2 separate regions of the Mus musculus genome follow, and region 2 is linked to region 1. A link is a loop called in an ENCODE intact Hi-C map of the cell type or tissue named here. Cell type or tissue: left cerebral cortex. All regions are shown on one strand. Links, peaks and the distances in the headings refer to the core of each region. The heading gives the core; the rest is flanking DNA.

The links. Peaks named below come from ENCODE experiments on the same cell type or tissue, not always from the same donor. Only the 100,000 strongest peaks of a DNase experiment are listed, where the experiment ranks them.
Region 2: it touches region 1 in a loop (2.7-fold over the local background); 3 of 42 quality-filtered maps call a loop at or near these places.

The regions. Positions count from the first base shown.
Region 1 is chr19:47,064,190-47,073,519 of GRCm38, reverse strand. It overlaps Taf5 (TATA-box binding protein associated factor 5), which reads right to left and starts at 5,772. Exons shown (of 11, transcript NM_177342.3): 1 at 5,194-5,772; 2 at 2,302-2,539. The coding sequence starts at 5,755. In left cerebral cortex, for the core only: CTCF peaks have their summits at 5,084 and 7,470 (motif pointing right); DNase peaks (open chromatin) are centred at 5,042, 5,330, 5,826 and 6,403; H3K4me3 peaks cover 2,015 bases; H3K27ac peaks cover 1,408 bases.
Region 2 is chr19:47,164,341-47,173,670 of GRCm38, reverse strand. It overlaps the pseudogene H1f11-ps. Among named protein-coding and RNA genes, the nearest start is that of Neurl1a, 9.8 kb to the left of the region's middle. In left cerebral cortex, for the core only: CTCF peaks have their summits at 4,448 (motif pointing right) and 5,252 (motif pointing right); DNase peaks (open chromatin) are centred at 4,459, 5,288 and 5,824.

The DNA of each region.
Region 1 (9,330 bases), core at 657-8,656:
ACAGAGAAAGTTCCAGTACAGCCAGGACTATTATGCAGAAAAACCCTGTCTCTTTAATTAATACATATATATATTAAAATAAAGGCTTCTAGTGTAGAAATGTTATTATCAGACAAAGAAAGGGGAGGGAGTGACAGTTTGCTTTCAGTACCTTCAATTAGGAATCTGAGTATAAAGAGTGGATAATAGCTTTCAGGAGTTGTTATCCACAAGTCCTGACCTCAAGCTCTGTAGCTTGCACTGAAGCGCTGCCTTCAGTCAGCCCAACCCTGCCCCCTTGGCATCTGTAACAATGCTTTCCGGGACTTCTCCATGTTTCTCCACCTTTTCCTTTTCTGTATCCTATACTTGTTAATGTTGGAGCTCTTCAAGCCAATGTATGGCTCTAGGTGCTCCTCTCCTCTCAGCTGTTATATAGGGGAACGGGATTACATTAGACTGGACTGTTGGCAGACCTGTCTTGGAAGTACTGGGGATTTTTGGGGGTTTTTACCTTTTTTTTTTCTTTTTTTTGGTTTGAGGTTGAGGTTTGTTTGTTTGTTCGTTTGTTTTTGTTTTGTTTTGAAGACAAGGTTTCTCTCTGTGGAACTCAAGCTGTAGACCAGGCTGACCTCACTCAGAGACCCACCTGCCTCTGCCTCCTAAGTGCCGGGATCAGAGTTGTGCACCACCATGCTACATGCGCTTAGTGGTTCTTAGTGGATTCTTAAATTACTTAAAAGTTCACTTGAACTGGAACTACAGACTAGTACCTCTACTTGACACATCACATCCTCCTCCGGGGATTTCTGTCAGGAAGTCGTCCTTCTCCAGAGGACACCCCAGAAATCTGCATTGGCAATGGTGTCTCACCTCAATGTCCATCCCTGCACTGTGGGGTCAGTCTGCCTTTCACTTCACCAGCAGACTGTTTCTCAACAGCGGTATTACTGATATATTGGGCAAGACAATTCTCTGCTAAGTAGGACTATCTATACATCCCAGAATAGTTACTATTCTTCCCTCCTCCCCAACAGGTATTTATGACAAACAAACATGCCTCAACATATTTCTAGGTGTCTATGGGAAAGAGGACTGCCACCACCATTAAGAAGCACTTCACTCTAGTCATCCAATAGTCCTGTCCCTCACCGTGTGTTTGCCTCTGCAAAAAAAAAGCCTTTTAAAACGCATACTCTGGGGTGGGCGGGGGGCGGGGAGGTAGAGACCATGCCTATAACCCTAGCACTCAGAAGGGAGAAACCAACAGATCTCTGCAAGTTTGAGGTCAGCCTGGTCTACACAGTAAGTTCCAGGCTAGGCAGGACTACACACTAAGATCCTGTTTTAGGAAAAGGACAAAAGGGGTTGGGGATTTAGCTCAGTGGTAGAGTGCTTGCCTAGCAAGCACAAGGCCCTGGGTTTGGTCCTCAGCTCTTGGGGGGGGGGGGGGGGGGAGGGAAAAGGACAAAAAAGACTGCAATTAATGAATGATCCTCTAATGACATCTATAGCAGAGATGCCTCACTGTGCCCAAATGCTCATTTTAACTCCCTTCCTCCGTAACAAAACACCTGACTATTAGCTGGGGACAGACATCTCGGGGAAGATCGCAGGAAAGATGGCATTTCCTACATTTGTCGCTAGGGATGGTCACTGATAAAAAGTTAGAAAAAGAAGTGTGAGCATCTCCCAGGAACGTGTGCCTTTCTTGCTGACTAGAACAGCGTTTGGACTGCTGTCCAACAGAGGACCAGCTTGTGCCTGGAAGAGAAGCTCCTGACAAGAACACTGGCCGATGACTGAGGACTTAGCTATCAGCCCTAAAACTGACGTTTTACTTAAGCCTCTTGTTTGCGTTGTTAGTCATCTTCTAATCTAATCCTAACACAGTTCCTACTGCTCTCAGAATCCAGTTTTTATTCATAATCATTGAGTTTTTCAGTGACTCTCAATCAAATCTAGTCTTATCCAGTGTAAGTCCCTATTATTCCTATGACACAGATCCTCAACGCAGTGCAAGAACCTGCCTGCTGCTCCCAACTGAACGCTGTACCACAGCCCTGCACATTACTGGCCTCAGCTGCTATGGGCTTCTTTCCGTCTCTGTAGTTACAGGTATGCTCTTCTCCTCCACTGGCTAATTCCTAGCAGCCCTTCCTCAGTTCTCGTTTCAGGACTGTTTCCTCTGGAGGATCAATCCTGCCTGTGTGTCAGGTTCATGCTGCCCAAGGCACCTGTCCTTCTGATTTACATTTGTGTGGTTACAGATGTGTGTGCTTATACATACATAGATAGATAAAGACGTTAAGATTCACATACTTCTCAAAGAATGATTTTGCTTCATTTTCATGTTGATTATAAACTAGCTCCAAGTACATATGTACAAACAGAGGATAAAAGAGTTGGGATAACTCTGCTCGATGGCAGTCCAGAGAACATTCAATGAAGTGTTTCAGTCCACTGTAGTATTCTTCATACATTGTAGGGTCTCCTTGTTGGTTGTAGGCCGACAAGACAGCACTGACGTCTGGCTGGTCTTCCACAGCTACACTTGCAACTGTTTAAAAAATGAATGACAACTTTTAAGAAAATGATCTAATTGCACCAAGCAGATGAGGTTTTGCTAAGGCCCCAGGGACGACTGTTTCTCAGAATTGTCCCTGTCCTCTCTACTTCTCTTCCGCAACACAACCACGCATCTTTTCCTTTTTTAGTTTTGTATTACATTTGCTTATTTTGTGTATATGTGTGGCTGTGATGAGGCTAGCAGGCAGACAAGCCATAATAGTTATATGGAGGGCAGAGGACACAGTCAGTAGACAGTTCTCTCCTTCCATGATGGAGGTTTCCAGGACCTATCTCAGTTTGTCAAGCTTGGTGGCAAGTACCTTTACCTGCAAGCTCACAGTCACAAAACCTTTTAATACGACTCAGAATGTTTTTGAGTAGCCCAAGTCAAAACTCGTTCAGTTTGACTTTATCTTACATTTTTAAATCAATAACAAGAACAGTCAACATTTTTTCCTGGAATTGTGTTATTCTAAAGACAAAATGTGCATACAGGATTGGGAATGTGCAAAAGACTTGTCTAGCATGCACAGGCCCGAGGTTGAACTCCCAACACCACCAAATAAATAAATAAATGGATGTGCAAAGGTACCAGTTATGTTAATCTTCTCTTAAGGCTCAGTGCAAACAGCATACATCACACTCCAGTGCCTTGTATATAAATCCTGTACCATCAGTCCTGTGATACCCTCATGTTCAACATCAATCACCTTATATAAAATATCAGCATCTCAGGGGAAAGGGGAACATTTGTTATAGCTCTGGAATATAAAAGGCTACAACTCAACTGCATGTACTGAAAGCAAGTTCTATAACCAATCACTGCAAGGTAGAAAGCCTGAGTATTTGTTTGCAGTATAGCAATACAAAACAATAATGCTTTTTTAAAAATCAAATTAGAGTTTGGATGTTGAAAATTTTGGCAAACTACAGTTATAGTGTTATATCCTGTTATGTTCTTTAAAAAGTGATTATACTACTCTTTATTGAGAAAATTATAATTAAGGTTATAATTTTGTAGTCATTCTCATGGTCTCTTTTTCTCCTTGGTTTCTTGAGTATGATCTAAAAGAATAAGTCAAGTTTCTTGACAGATGAGAGATATTAGAAAAATAGTATAATAATATAAATTGTTACTATACAGTCACAAAATTTAGCATATAGAAAAGACCCTCCTCAGTTACATTTTCCACATATTTTTACTTATCACCCCCTTCCCCCATTACTATATTTAGCTGGGGATGGCTTTCTCACAGTAATTCTCCTTCCTGCCTCAGCATCCCAAGTGCTGGCATTATAAACAAGACACAGTTCTATTTATGGATCACAGTGTCATGTGTTCAAACTCCCTGTCTGGCAATGCTCTCACTGAAACAGATTAACATGTCTAGAACCACTAACCTGGATAACTTAATTCAATAGTTACTGATCTCCTGAGTTTAATTTTTTTAAAGATTTATTTATTATTATACATAAGTACTCCATAGCTGTCTTCAGACACCAGAAGAGGGAATCAGATCTCATTACAGATGGTTGTGAGCCACCATGTGGTTGCTGGGATTTGAACTCAGGACCTTCGGAAGAGCAGTCGGTGCTCTTAACCACTGAGCCATCTCTCCAGCCCCGAGTTTAAAATTTTTAAGTTTGGTGTATATTAAAGACAAGTTTCAGGTAGCTGGGACTCTCCTTCCACCGTGTCGGTTCTGAGGACCCAACTCAGGGGATCATACATGGCAGCAAGCGTCTTCATCCGAAAGTGTTTTACGATATGGATTTGTGACAAGTTTCTGGGAGAAACGTGGACATGGGTTGTCAGTAACTGGAGTCAGGAACTAAACTTTCAGAACTAGGCACATTACTCATTACATCTTAGACTCGTAATAACTTACTTAGTAAAAAGGCAAAATAAAATAAAATAACCCCCCCAAAAAAAAACCTTTAACTGACATCACACAAGAAAAAGCAACAGAGACAAAAAGGTCTGCCCCACTCCTGCCCGTAGACTTAAGAGTTTTCAAAAGCTCTGCAAGGCAGATTCCCAGACTCTGCCCTTACAGAGTTTAATAAGCCTTAAGTGATGCTCAGAAATCCTCTAAAACACTTAACACCAGCGGTTCTCAGCCCACATTCTAAGAAACACTTACAACCTCCACTCTGGAGGTGTTATCCAAAGCAAGCCCTTCCGGCTTTGCTCAAAAAGTCCGTTGTCTCGTCTCAAAAGGAGAGATGAGAACTATACAGTTGTGAAAAATCAAGACACGGAAAGTACCTGCTGTACAATAGTAGTATGGGAATGTGACAGTACGATACTCGTGTTCACGCGAACCCAATCCTAGGTTCCTAAGTCTAAGTAAGAGCAGAAACCCCGAAACCCCTAAGGTTCCCCTCTTCTGTCAATCCCCGGTCCCTGGCGCCTCCCTCGACTCCACAGCCCTGCTGCTCAGCCTCTGGCTGGAACTGACAGCTCAGAAGAGGGTTTGACTGCGCAGCCGGCGCAGGAGCGAAAGGGGCGGGCGTGTGGCCCTAGAGGCGGGCCCAGGAAATTCAAAACAAGCCCGCAGAGGTGCAGGCCCGCCAGCCCTCGCCTTCCCGGCTAGCTCCCCTTCCAGCCGGCGCTCCTCAGCCCGGGAGCCCGAGACTCACCCTTTCCCGGAGCCGCAGGACCTGAGGCTGAACCCGAGAACACCGAGGTCACCGAGGCGCCCGTCCCCGGAGGCTCGGGGGCCGCAGAGCCGGGAACTGAAGCGGTGACCCGGCTGAGAAGCGCGCTGGCCGCCTCCGCGCCGGCCCCGTCCAACTCTCCCGGAGCTCCGGAGCCCGCCACCGCCTCCTCCAGCAGCCGGGCCTCCCGGCGCAGCGCCTCTTCGGCCTCGCGGAGGTTGCTCTGCCGGAGGAATTGCAGCACGGCCAGGAGGGTCTGTCGGTCGTGGGGAGCGCCGGCCTCCGCCGGAGCGGCGGGCACCGGGGCCGCCCCCGCCGGGGCAGCGGCGGAGACAGCCACCCCAGGCTTGGGGGTCCCGCCGTCCCCGCCGGCCGCCGCTGCCACTGCCACATTCCCGCCGCCGCCGCCGTTGGGGCCGTTGTTGGGAGTGCCGCCGCTCCCCTCGCCTGCGCCGTCGCCAGCCTGCGGAGGTAGCAGCGTCGGCGGTCCCTCAGGCTCTAGCTTGACCGCCACCTCCGTCTGCTCCTCCGCCAGCGCCGCCATCTTGCGGCTGAGCCACCTCGCGCCGTCAAGCGTGACTGCGTTTTCGCCACATGGAGGGCGGGGGTAGGGCGTTTCACGACAGCCGGGGCAGGCCATTTACGGCAGTGGGAGGAGCTAGCGAGGAGAAAAGGCACGAGAAAGAGCTACTTTCAAAACCGAGCGAAAGGCAGGCAGGAAGTGGGAGTTGCTTACCGTCAGTCTCTATTGCATTTGCCTGCTAATTACCGTTTATTGCATTCAGGCGATGAGATAGCCGTTTTATATTATACGAGCTCTTTTAATTCAACAAGTTTAAAGGTGCTAATCCCTGGAGTCTTTACAGACGGCTTAACCAGAATCCAAAGAGGTTAAATACCATGCTAAAATCACACGCGAAGAAAACGATTCACGCCCAGGTATTTAATTCAAAAGCACATAGCATTTATCAGAAAGAGGCCTCCTAGTTACTGGAAAGGCTCTCTGATGCTGTGGGCTGAGCAGTGGTTACTTTTTCAGTTTTTCTTTCTTTCTTTTTTTTTTTTTTTTTTTGGTTTGGTTTGTTTTTTCGAGACAGGGTTTCTCTATAGAGCCCTGGCTGTTCTGGAACTCACTTTGTAGACCAGGCTGGCCTCGAACTCAGAAATCCGCTGAGTGCTGCGATTAAAGGCGTGCGCCACCACGCCCGGCTCTTTTTCACTTTTTATTCCTGTAAAAATCTAGCTTTGTGAACTTTACAGTATATGTTATATCGTTTATTTTTTTTAAAAAAGCCTTTAAGCTGGATGTAGTTTCTAAAAATAAATTTAAGCCGAAGATAGAGGTCACAGGATCGCCTCAGCAAGTTCTAGATCAGTCAGGGCTACACTGTCTCCGGAGACCTTGTCTCCAACAAGAACAAGAACAACAAAACCAAAACCAACAACAAAATCAACTATAAAGTTAAAGAGAAAAAAAAGTTAATTTCTTCTCATTCCTTGTTACCAAATAAACCATTTCTGTCCTAAGGAAAAAATTTTTTTTCCTTTTTAAAGAAAAGATTAAGGCAGGGTCTTATGCACGCAGGCTGGCCTTGAACCTGCTGTGAAGTTAAGGGGGACCTTGAATTTCTGGTCCTCCTGCCTTCACCTTCCAAGTGTAGGGGTCCAGCTAAAAAGTTTTTATATAGACGTTTTTATGACTAAAATGTTTCTACTGTGTATTAATTACCCATTGTTACTATTTTGTTGTTGTTTGGGGCAGTACTAGGAAGTGAACCTCACCCTGCCTCTTGAATCCTAGGCAGTGTTCTGCTGCTGGGCTACAACAGCAGCCCTTACTTGGAAGGAGATGGGAAGAAGGTGTCTGACTTGGGGAAGTATGGCCACCTTTGTCCTCTCTACGCGGGTCTCTGAGAGTCCAGCGTCCACGTTGTGCTTTAGCTGAGGCTAATGACTTCAAGTACAGTGTTTCCTGTTTCACCAGAAGAAATAAAGTCACTGGGTGCCTAGGAGACCCTTTTGTTATCTTGTTTCTGTCTTCTTCCTTTCTGCTCCCTGCTCCCAGGGTCCTTAATCATTCAGATTCTGCGTCAGTCTGGGTCTTTGAAGGGCGCCCACTCCTTCTCTCCAGCTCTTGCCCTTCTGATTTCCTTTCATTTCACAGGTTACTGTTTCATTCTGACATTTTTTTTTTAAGATTTATTTATCATGTATACAATGTTCTGCCTGCATGTATGCCTGCACACCAGAAGGGGGCACCAGACCTCATTATAGATGGTTGTGAGCCATCATGTGGTTGCTGGAGATTGAACTCGGGACCTCTGCAACAGCAGCCAATGCTCCTAACCTCTGAGCCATCTCTGCAGTCCTCATTCTGACATTTTTTTTTCTGTAGTTCTTCATACTTAGTAAGCATGTTTACAAATGTTTCTTCTTTGTCCTGCTCCCCCTTGTAGGAAAGTGCCAGTGTACAGTTTTGTCTTCGAGGTCAGTTGGCAGAGAGTTCCTCTACCATCCTTTTCCCTCTCTACCTGTTTTTTTTTTTTCAGTACAATAATACATTTTTAGCCTACAGCTATACCGCTACATTTATTTAGTTTATTTTCTTCAACTGTTGTATTTTTCATAGTATTTTGATTCTATTCTTTGTTGCTATTTTTCCTGAAACCCAACTAGAGGATTTTATTCTCTGTAGATATTTGATAGTGTGTGCAATATTTCTCAAGGATGCTTTTGGCGTCTAAAATTCAGAAATGCTGTTAGACTTACTAAAATGAACAGGACAATATTTCCTCAAAAAACAAGCTGTTTCTTTTCATAGCCTAAAATTATTCAATCCAGAATGTTAGTGTTGCCAAGGCAGCAACACTACCCTGATGTAACTTTATGAACAAATAGTTTGGGTGTTTAGTTTTGTAGGGTCTTTCTTCTCTTTTCTTTTCTTTTCTTTTCTTTTCTTTTCTTTTCTTTCTTTGGCAGACTCTCACTGTGTAGCCTAAACTGGTCTGTGATTCACCATCTTCCTACCTCACCTCACTAGCGCTTAGAACTATTACAGCTATAAGCTGCCACTCTTTTTTTTTTTTTTTTTTTTTTTTGTTAAAAGATTTACTTATTTATTATATGTAAGTACACTGTAGCTGTCTTCACACACTCCAGAAGAGGGCGTCAGATCTTGTTACAGATGGTTGTGAGCCACCATGTGGTTGCTGGGATTTGAACTCTGGACCTTCGGAAGAACAGTCAGGTGCTCTTACCCACTGAGCCATCTCACCAGCCCCTAAGCTGCCACTCTTAGCCAATATGAACTGTTCTCTAATATGGGTTTGGGGGCCTAGAGAAATGGCTCAGTGGTTAAGAACACTAGTGACTCTTACAGTGGACCCAGGTTCAATTCCCAGCACCCACATGACAGCTCAGAACTGTCTGTTTGAGGAGATATGACACCCTCAGAGATGTACATAGAGGCAAAATACTGATACACATAAAATATCTTAAACTAAATAAATATAGGTTTGGAGCCCACTGCTACCATGTGTGGTCCACCCCCATCAGGAGAGAAGGATAATGGAAGAGAGATGAGAGAGAAAGAGGAGTGGAGTCGCTATGAAGAGAGGAGGAACTGGGGAAGAATAGCCTGATGTGAGAGTAGCCTGAGGCATGGTGAAGCTTTGCCCCATGCTGCCACTGACGGCCACATCTGGATCCATCCATGGCCATGACTTAGTGGGGAGGGGAGGTGTCTGTGGATGTCTGTGGGTCATATTACTACCAAAGGCCATGCAGATGTCTTTTGGTCTGGGCTGCTGCTTGAGACCCTGTTGACGTCCAAGGGCTGTGTAGAGCGCTCACTGACAGCGGCACTGAGAGCGGCCCCTGTTCCTCCCTGCACCATGCCTGAGTAGTACAGTAGAGCTGGCCAAGGGGAAGGGGTGGAGGGGAGATACAGATGATCCAGCACAAGAGCATGAATGCAAGAGAGTTGGCCCCAACACTCTGCTGTGAGGCAGATGCAGGAGAGATGACTTTTACACGCACACACACACTTACCCTTCACCCATCACCACCTGTGGCAAGTGGGAGAGCTGGCTCCACCTCTTGCCAGCTGTGGCACTGGGT
Region 2 (9,330 bases), core at 674-8,673, 100 kb before region 1:
CCTTGTGGCAGACATAAAATAGTTTAAATGGGTTATGTAAGGTGTGAGCTGGTCGGGGAACGAGCCAAAGCTTCTGGCCTAGGCGTTCATTCATAAATCAATAAGCCTCCAAGTCTGTAGCCGTCCAGTGGCCATGGATGAACTGGGTCACCTGAAAGGGGGCTGGAAGTGAAAAGGACAGGGTGCGAGAGAAGGATGACGCCAAGACAAGGTGCTGCTGGTCAAGGCTCCAAGTTGAATATTCAGCACTGTGTTTATTTAGGACAAGCCCACAGACCCATGCTCTGTTTCAGCTGGATTATGTTGCAAAGCAAGCTCTTGGGGCAGCCTACTCTTCTAAGTTCCTCTAGGAAATTGCAGATGAGGCAAGGGGAAGACTCCACCTGGGTCGTTAAACCCATTGTGGCAAGCACTTACGGACTGTTTAGTCTACTCAAGGCTGGGGGAAAGGGCACAACTCCCCCTTTTTTTGTTTTTTAAAGATGAGAAGGACCAGTAGCTAGATGGGGGCACAAGACTTACTTGTTTTCCATAATCCCGTCTAGGGTAAAGAGGATGACCATGCCTGTCTTAAGTCGGTGTTGTCTATATATAGCTTCTTCTTACCCATCAGGGAGCACAAACAGAGCATTGATATAGTCTCTGTCTTAGGTTGATCGGAGCTCAGGAACACTCTTGCCCATCTCTGACTATTGGCCTTCTATAGCCCACTCTTTCCCATTCAGACCAAAGCCACGAAGGACAATTGAATAGGCACTCAATGCATCTCTTCATAGGGATGAATAACTGCCATGGTGAATAGCTGAGCTTGCTGAGAGCGATCCTGTATGAAGGCAACTGATTAAGATACAAAGTCCAAAAGTTAAACGCAACAAGATTGTAACTAATAGTCCAAGCAGTGTAGAAATTAAAGCTGCGATGGCTGGAGCGATGGCTCAACAGTTAAGAACACCACCAACTGCTCTTCCAAAGGCCCTGAGTTCAATTCCCAGCAACCACATGGTGGCTCACAACCATCTGTAATGGGGTCTGATGCTCTTCTGGTGTGTCTGAAGAGAGCAATGGTGAATACATAAATAAAGTTGTAAGCCATGGGGAAGTGGAGAACCAGGATTCAAACAATCCCTGATTCTGTCCTTTTTCTCTTTTCCTTTTGGCCAGTCCTTCTCGAACTTTAGCCTTTACTATTCCTGAATGATCGATGTAAAAACAACATTCCTCATGGAGGGATGCACATAGTCCTCCCTGTTGAAGGAATAAAAGATCAAGTCCTCTCCTGTTTTGAAAAACGCTCTCCTAAAACAAGGAGTTTACAGATTCTTGCAAATGGGAAATAGAGGTTTCTATCCTTTCTATATCTTTTTCTATTGCTGTTCTAAGGAGTTTATAATTTTTTCCTTGAGAAACCAGTGCCAGTAGCTGCTCCTCCCACACTCAGAGAGTTCCTTGGAATCCAAATTTTAAATTTTAAAATAAAAAGCATGATTTCAGTAATTTTGTGGTGTACAGAGATATAATTCCCCCCCCTTTTTTTGTTTTTTGTTTGTTTTTGTTTTTGTTTTTCAAGACAGGGTTTCTCTGTGTAGCTCTGGCTGTCCTGGAACTCACTTTGTAGACCAGGCTGGCCTTGAACTCAGAAATCTGCCTGCCTCTGCCTCCTGAGTGCTGGGATTAAAGGCGTGCACCACCACGCCCAGCTTGGTTTTTTTTTTTTTTTTTATGAAGATATTGTTTTAAAGTTCCATGGGCTGGTTCCACAATACCTTGTCCTTCAGGATAATAAGAAAATATGGGTAACATCCATTTGCCATAATTGATTAGGTACGAGTCCTCGAGGAATAACACCATTATGTGGTACATGAAGAAATTGAGGACAGTGAGAACAATTCTTTACAATTTGACGTGCATATTTTCTAGAAATACCAAATTATTGTCTCAAACTATTACTATTTTGATGATATAAAGAATGAGATTGTATGTATGGCTAAGTGTTCCTGTAAGGCCTATAATCTGCCTGGTATACAATTCTGCTGTGGCATTGCCCAGGGGTCCAAACAATCCAGTATGAGCTCTTAAATGTCCTATAAAGTAAGGAACAGTACATGATTTTTTTTTAAAGTCCTAGAACTTACTCTGTAGACCAGGCTGGCCTTGAACTCAGAGATCCACCTGCCTCTGCCTCCCAAGTGCTGGGACTAAAGGCGTGCACCACCACTGCCCAGCTCAGTACATGATTTTTTTTTTTTTTAAGATTTATTTATTTATTATATGTAAGTACACTGTTGCTGTCTTCAGACACTCCAGAAGAGGGTGTCAGATCTCATTACGGATGGTTGTGAGCCACCATGTGGTTGCTGGGATTTGAACTCCGGACCTTCGGAAGAACAGTCGGGTGCTCTTACCCACTGAGCCATCTCACCAGCCCCTCAGTACATGATTCTTAAATTAAGCTGTACTTGTATAAATAACTGCAAAATTTGCTCTTCCAGTTAGATTTCCTTTTCTTTTCCAGCAGCTAGCAGCCTTTATTCTCACCATACCTGAAACTGCTCCCACCGATATTGTGGCTCCAGCTCCTGTAGAGAAGTCTCCCACCAAGAAGAAGATGACAAAAAAGGCTGGTGTGGCTAAGTGCAAGGCCACAGGCCCTACGGTGCACGAGCTCATAACTAAGGCTATGTTTGCCTCTAAGGAGGACGGTGGCGTGTGCCTGCCTGCCCTTAAGAAGGCACTGGCTTCTGGTGGCTACCATGTCGAGAAGAACAACAACCGCGTCAAGCTTAGGCATAAGAGTCCGGTGAGCAAGGGTACCGTGGTGCAGACCAAGGGAGCCGGTGCCTCGGGTTCTCTCAAGCTTAACAAAAAGGCGGTTTCCAGTGAGGCCAAGCCTAAGAAGACTGGGGCTGCCGAGGTTAAGAAGCCTTCAGGTGCCACCCCTAAAAAGCCTAAAAAGGCTGCAGGGGCAAAGAATCCTGTGAAGAAAACTCCAAAGAAAGCAAAGAAGCCTGTGGCATCTGGAGTAAAGAAAGTTGCCAAGAGTCCTAAGAAGGCCAAGGCTAGTGCCAAGCCTAAAATGGCAGTAAAGAGCCCACCAAAGCCCAAGGCGGTGACGTCTAAGGCATCCAAACCCGAGGTTACCAAGCCCAAGACAGCTAAACCTAAGGCTGCCAAGGCAAAGAAGGTTGTTTCCAAAAAGAAGTAGGTTTGCTTGTGACAGCAACAAAGCCCCACTTTGGGCGCCACCTGTAGCCATCCAGCGGCCATGGTTGAACTGGATCACCTGAAAGGGGAGCTGGAAATGAAAAGGATGGGGTGTGAGAGAAGGATGAAGCCAAGACAAGGTTCTGACCAGGGCTCCAAGTTTAATATTCAACAGTGCATTTATATAGGACAAGCCCACAGACCCATGCTCTGTTTCAGCTGGATTTGTTACAAAGCAAGCTCCTGGGGCAGCCTATTCTTCTAAGTTCCTCTAGGAAATTGCAGGTGCAGCAAGGGGAAGACTCCACCTGGGTCGTTAAACCCATTGGCAAGCACTTGAGGTCTGTTTAGTCTGCTCAAGGCTGGGGCCAAAGACACACAAGTAGTTATTGAGGAACTGGGTTGTGGGTGGGAAAAACCTGAGGTGACACTCACTACCTAGTAACCCACATAAGGCAACCTTCAAACACCTGTAACTTTAGCTCCAAGGCATCCAGGACCCTCCTCTGGCCTCTGCAGGTGCCTCTATGTACCGGTACACACAAACACATAGGTACACACATGTCAAATAAAATAAATATTGTTTTAGGATAAAATAGACCACACCTCACATGAAAGGAAGGTCATTACACATTTTGAAAGGAATTTTACTGCTGTGGCTCTTGGATTCAGAGAACAAGGAAGTCACTGAATTTATAACTGATTTTATTTCTGTGTAGTCATGCATGAGTTGGATTTCTTGCCAAGTGAAGAAAAAAAAAACATGGTCATCAAGAATAATGAAATATTTATGAGTACTACATATAATGATTAGTGGAATTGACACAATGTCACATTTTAGAAGCATTTATGCCAACATTACTTTTTAAAGTTTCTTTTTTTAAAAAATAATTTGGAGTCACATCAATTTCCCCCTAAGTCATAAGAAGATCCTTAAAAGTCCTACTACCAGCCTAAGTACTCATTCTAGGACGCCCATAGATAAAACCCAGGCCTGAATCGAGCTTTCTCGTTGCAGCTCAGTGTGTAAGTGGAGTCTCCTCTAAGAAGCAGGAAGGAAAACAAACCTCCCATCCAGGAAGCGTGTGTCACGACCTCAAGCCCAAGCTTCCATTGGCCCTTCCAAGGCCACTGGCTGAGATAATTATAGAAAGTGGAATTTATTTCAATTTTTTTCATTTAAAAATTGTATGTGTATGGGTGTTCTGTTTACATGTGTGCCTCTGTACTGGGCGCATGCAGTACCTTCGGAAGCCAGGAGAGGGCACCGGAACTTCTAGGACTAGAGTTCTGGAAGGTTGTGTGGTTTCGGGTAATCTAACTGTGTCTTCTGGAAAATACTGTTCTGCTCTTAACCATCTTTGCTGCTCTGAGCCATCTTTTTAGCTATAAGTGGCATTTGTAAAGCACTTGTCTGCACGGGGTCCTGGCCTAAGTACTACCAATGAATGAGCTGATTGACTGGGATCCGCCCTGAGTTACATACTGGTGGTGTCAGGGCTCTTCCTGTTGAACAAGGGAGAATCCCAAGGCTTAGCGATGTTGCCTAGAGCTGACTTGAGAGGAGGGCTGAGTTCAGATCCCTGCGGACCTGGAGCTGCACTGGATTAGAATCCCTCCAGCATAAGGGGGAAGATATTGCATTAGCTTCACTGTGTTCAGAAACCAGCGTCTCCCTGCTTCACTTCCCAGACTCTTTAGCCGCGGGGAGAGCCAGCGGCTAATGAACACAAAATAGAGGCAGGGAACACTGAAACCAAAGAGAGGTGCTGGAAATGGGTGCATTACCCAGCATCCTGTTTCTCTCATAGATAATTTAAATGCCCTATCCTTGACAAAAACGCCTCCCGCACACGTCTAAAGACAAATGGCGCCTCTCCAGTTAAGCCTCTTAGCCTTAAGTCACACCAAAAGCTCTTCGTCCTAACAGCCAGTGCGGATGAGCTGAGGCCTCAGCAGTCGCTGCTGCTCAGGAGGGGTCCCACAGGCACACCCGAAGGCGATTCAAGGGTCTCTCCCTTCTTCCTTCTCATCTCAAGTTCTCCTCATCTACCACTAGAGGGCAGTAGAAAATCATGGGCATCTCCTTCGTGCCTTCCAACTTGTGAGGGAGAAGAGAACCTCAGGCCAATCACAACCCTTCAAAGGACGTTGGTCGTTCCGACATCTTTCAAAAGGCAAAGATCTTTTTGGAAGGGCAACGTATGTTGTGTGGCTTGCATTAACTACTTTCTTATAAAGGAGATGTCATTGAAGAAACTGTCCCTACTCAGCCACTCAGCTTGTTTGCCCTTCTAACCCGGCTGCACCAAGACCTCTTCCTCATCACAGTGGGGAGGAGGTTCCTCCCCACTGTGGCAACTGACCAAAGAAGGACAAATCACCCCCAAGCATTCATCTGCCTAAGTAAGCCAAGGCCCTCCTGGAGCTCTCCCGGACCCCTTCGGAGCACTCCCGGGCCTCTTTGGAGGACTCCTGTGCTGCCTCTACTTATTGAGAATAAACATCTGCTTATGTCTAGCATCCGACCCAGGTTTCTCCTTGGCTTGGCTCTCTGAGCCGGTTCTTATCCTCAGAGCTGAACCACCTCCTTCTCAGACCAATCTCTCCACAAACACCCACTTCCCACTGGGGCAGCTAGAGACAGCTGTCATGAGTTACATCAGCAAGAGGATAAAAGAAGGCTGGGCGTGGTGGTGCATGCTTTTATCCCAGCACTTGGAAGGCAGAAGTAGGCAGATATCTACAGTTCAAGGCCAGCCTGGTCTACATAGAGAATTCTGGTTTATATATTAGAATGAATACACACACACACACACACACATATACATATATATATATATATATATATATACATACACACACACACACACACACATTAGAACCACTGAGCCATCTCTCTAACTCCTTTAATCCTGGTTGTTGTTGTTGTTTGTTTTGTTGTTTTTGTTTTGATTTTTTTTTTTTTTTTTTGGACAGGGTTTCTCTGTGTAGCCCTGGCTGTCTTGAAACTCACTTTGTAGACCAGGCTATCCTTGAACTCACAGAGATTTCCCCTGCTTCTGCCTCCCTAGTGCTGGGATTAAAGGCATGTGCTTCCATGCCTGGCCTTAATTCCGTTTTTAAAAAATAACTTTGTGGAGAACTGGAGACATGGCTCAGCCAGTGGAGACATTGTGCTGGTTGGTTTTTGTCAGTTTGATCCAAGCTAGAGATAGCTGGGAAGGTGGACCCTAAGTCGAGGAATGCGCTCCATCAGACTGACCTGTGAATATGTCTGTTGGAGCATGTTCTTGGTTTATAATTGATAGAAGAATGCCTATCCACTTTGGTGTTGCATGTAGTTTTAAAAGCACACTACCACCTTAGCCAGGGAGCTGCAACCACACTCCCAGATCCTCCCAGCTTAGCTCCAGATCAGCTGCCCCCAGCACTGACCCAGCCTGCCTGGGAGCTGGTGCACTCTGGCCTCTCCCGGCTCCCCTTTGTCTCTCCCAGCTTCCCTTTGTCTCTCCCAGCTTAGCTCCAGGGGTCAATGATAATCAGCCCCAACCCGGCCTCTCTCTCTAGCCATGCTATGCTCTGGGAGTTGACCACTCCACCAGCCCACTCCCAAGGACCTAGACTCCTTGGATAAAGGACAGACAGACAGCTTTATTATTTTAGAGCTTGCCGACTAGGCACAATTGCTAGGCACAGAATCTCCTGCCTGGAAAGGTGTGCCCTCATCAATTATTATCTCCATTTCTTCTCCTACTCTAAACTTAGTAATTTGTGTCAGCTAACACCCCCCCCCCCACACACACACACACACCTCCTTGGCCATCTGCCCATAGCAGAGGCCACTGGTTCTAGCTGCCCCAAGATCTTACACGATTGCTGTGTGCTTCACCTGGCAGAAAAGCCCTCCACCCACACCCAGTCTCCTTTTCCTCTTGGGACCAGGAAGCCCCACCTGTCCGTTCTGCCAAGCAATTGGCTCCCAACCTTCTTTATTAACAAGTCAAGAACCAGTTAAAGAACCAGACCTTAATGTCAGCACCTCCCACTATGCTATGGTGCCACCCCTGGACAGGTGGTTCTAGATTATAAGAAAGTAAGCTGAGTAAACCATAGAGAGCAAGTCAGAAAGCATGTTCCTCCCTGGCTTCTGCTTCACTTCGTGCCTTAGGCTCCTACCCTATCTTCTCTGGATAATAGGCAATAACCTGCAAGCTGGAACAAGCCTTTCCTCTCCAAGTTGATTTCCATCAGTATTTTATCAAAGCAGCACAAAGCAAATTAAGACAGAAATTGGTCCCAGAAGTGGGGTATTGTAATGAACCTGACTGTGTTGTTCTTGAAAGTTTGTTGAAAGGATTTTGTTGTTGTTGTTGTTTTGTTTTGTTTTTTGTTTCTTTTTTTCGGGGCTCTGAGCTGGAGAAGGCTGTTAAGTGCTTAGAGCTTAATGAATTGTTATGGTAATCTGGGAGATGGAAATGTTGGGAGTGTAATAGGCCTAGCTTGTGAAGTTTCATAGGTAGGTGAAGACTCCATTGGGGCTACTCACACGGTATAGTGAATTAAAAGTCTGTGGAAGTGAAACTTTTGCTTTACTGGGGCAGTGGATGCTGGATAGTCAGGGCTGAAAAACCGGCAGTCATTAATAGAGATCAACATCACAGAGGTGAAATCTGGGATGTAATTTCTCAGGATCGCCACGCAGAAGCTATGATTTAGTTGGAGACTGAGGCTGCATATCAAGCTGGTATCAGAACCTAGAAAATAATGTGTAAGAGTCTCCCACATAATGGTGCTGGGTTTTTTCTTTTCTTTTCTTTTCTTTTCTTTTCTTTTCTTTTTTTTTTTCTTTCTTTTTTTTTGAAGGACTGAAGACGTCGTGGAGAGGAACTGAGGCACAGAACTACATGACAGGGTCAGAGTCTCTCTAAAGAGAAGGCCAGGAGTCCATGGTTAAAATGAAGCCTAAGTTGCAGACCCAGAATATTGGAGATGATAGGACTGGGGGACAAAAGACAGTAGCAGCTATAAAGTGGAGCTGGCCTGAGCCATCAACACAAGCTGTGTATACTGTGAATAGCCAAGCAGTAGAACTGGAGTTACCCTAGCCCTTAGGAACCTAGGAAATTGTGAGTCCTGGGTATTAGACCCTGACTGTGAGACATTTAAAATTATATTATGTCTTTTTTTCCCACATATATTATGTCTTACATCATGATTTTTGACATGAAATCTTGGGGATCAAGAAGAAAGGAAAGGTTATGGTTTAATAGTGATGGTTGTGTGTCAAGTTGACAAAGGTTCACTTGTGTTGGTTAGTTTTTGTCAACTTGACACAACTAGTCAACTCAGGAGAGGGAACTTCAATTGAAGAGTTGGTCTCCATAAGATTGGCTTCATTTGCATGCCTGTGGGTCATTTTCTTGATTAACTATCGATATGGTTGATGCCACTGTGGGCAGATGGGCCTGGGTTGTAGAGGGAAACAAACTGAGCAAGCCATGGAGAGTAAGACAGTAGGCAGTCTCCTTCCATGGTCTCTGCTTCAGTGTCTGCCTCCACGTTCCAGGTTTCAGCTCCTGCTTTGGCTTCCCTAGGGAACAGACTGTGTCCTTATGACAATCAATGCTTTCCTATCCAAGTTGCTTTTGGTCAAAGTGTTTTATCACAGCAGCAGAGAAACAAACTAATAAGCTCCCACAAATTATCCTCTGAGTATCATATGCATGAGCCTCTGCCTCCAAAAGGCTGGCATTACCCACACTCAACACCAAAACCCAGGTGTAGTGGGAATTCTGGAATTTTGATTTCTTTTAAAACACACACATGTGCGCGCACACACACACACACACACACACACACAGAGAGAGAGAGAGAGAGAGAAATAGTATAAGAATGTGCTTTGTTTTAACCCCAGGTGTGGGTTTATGGACACTGCCCACAGCAATTGGCTATGTTTTGCCTTGTCCCCTGCAGGGGGACGGTTTTGCCAGCTTCAGATAGTTTCTGCAATTATGTGACGTTTGGAATTCTGGGGACTTTTTAGAGAGTATATAAAGCCTAGGACTCCAAGAGTGAGGTGGGTTATTGGTCATTTGTTGGTTGGTTGGTTATTGGTTGTTGGTTGTT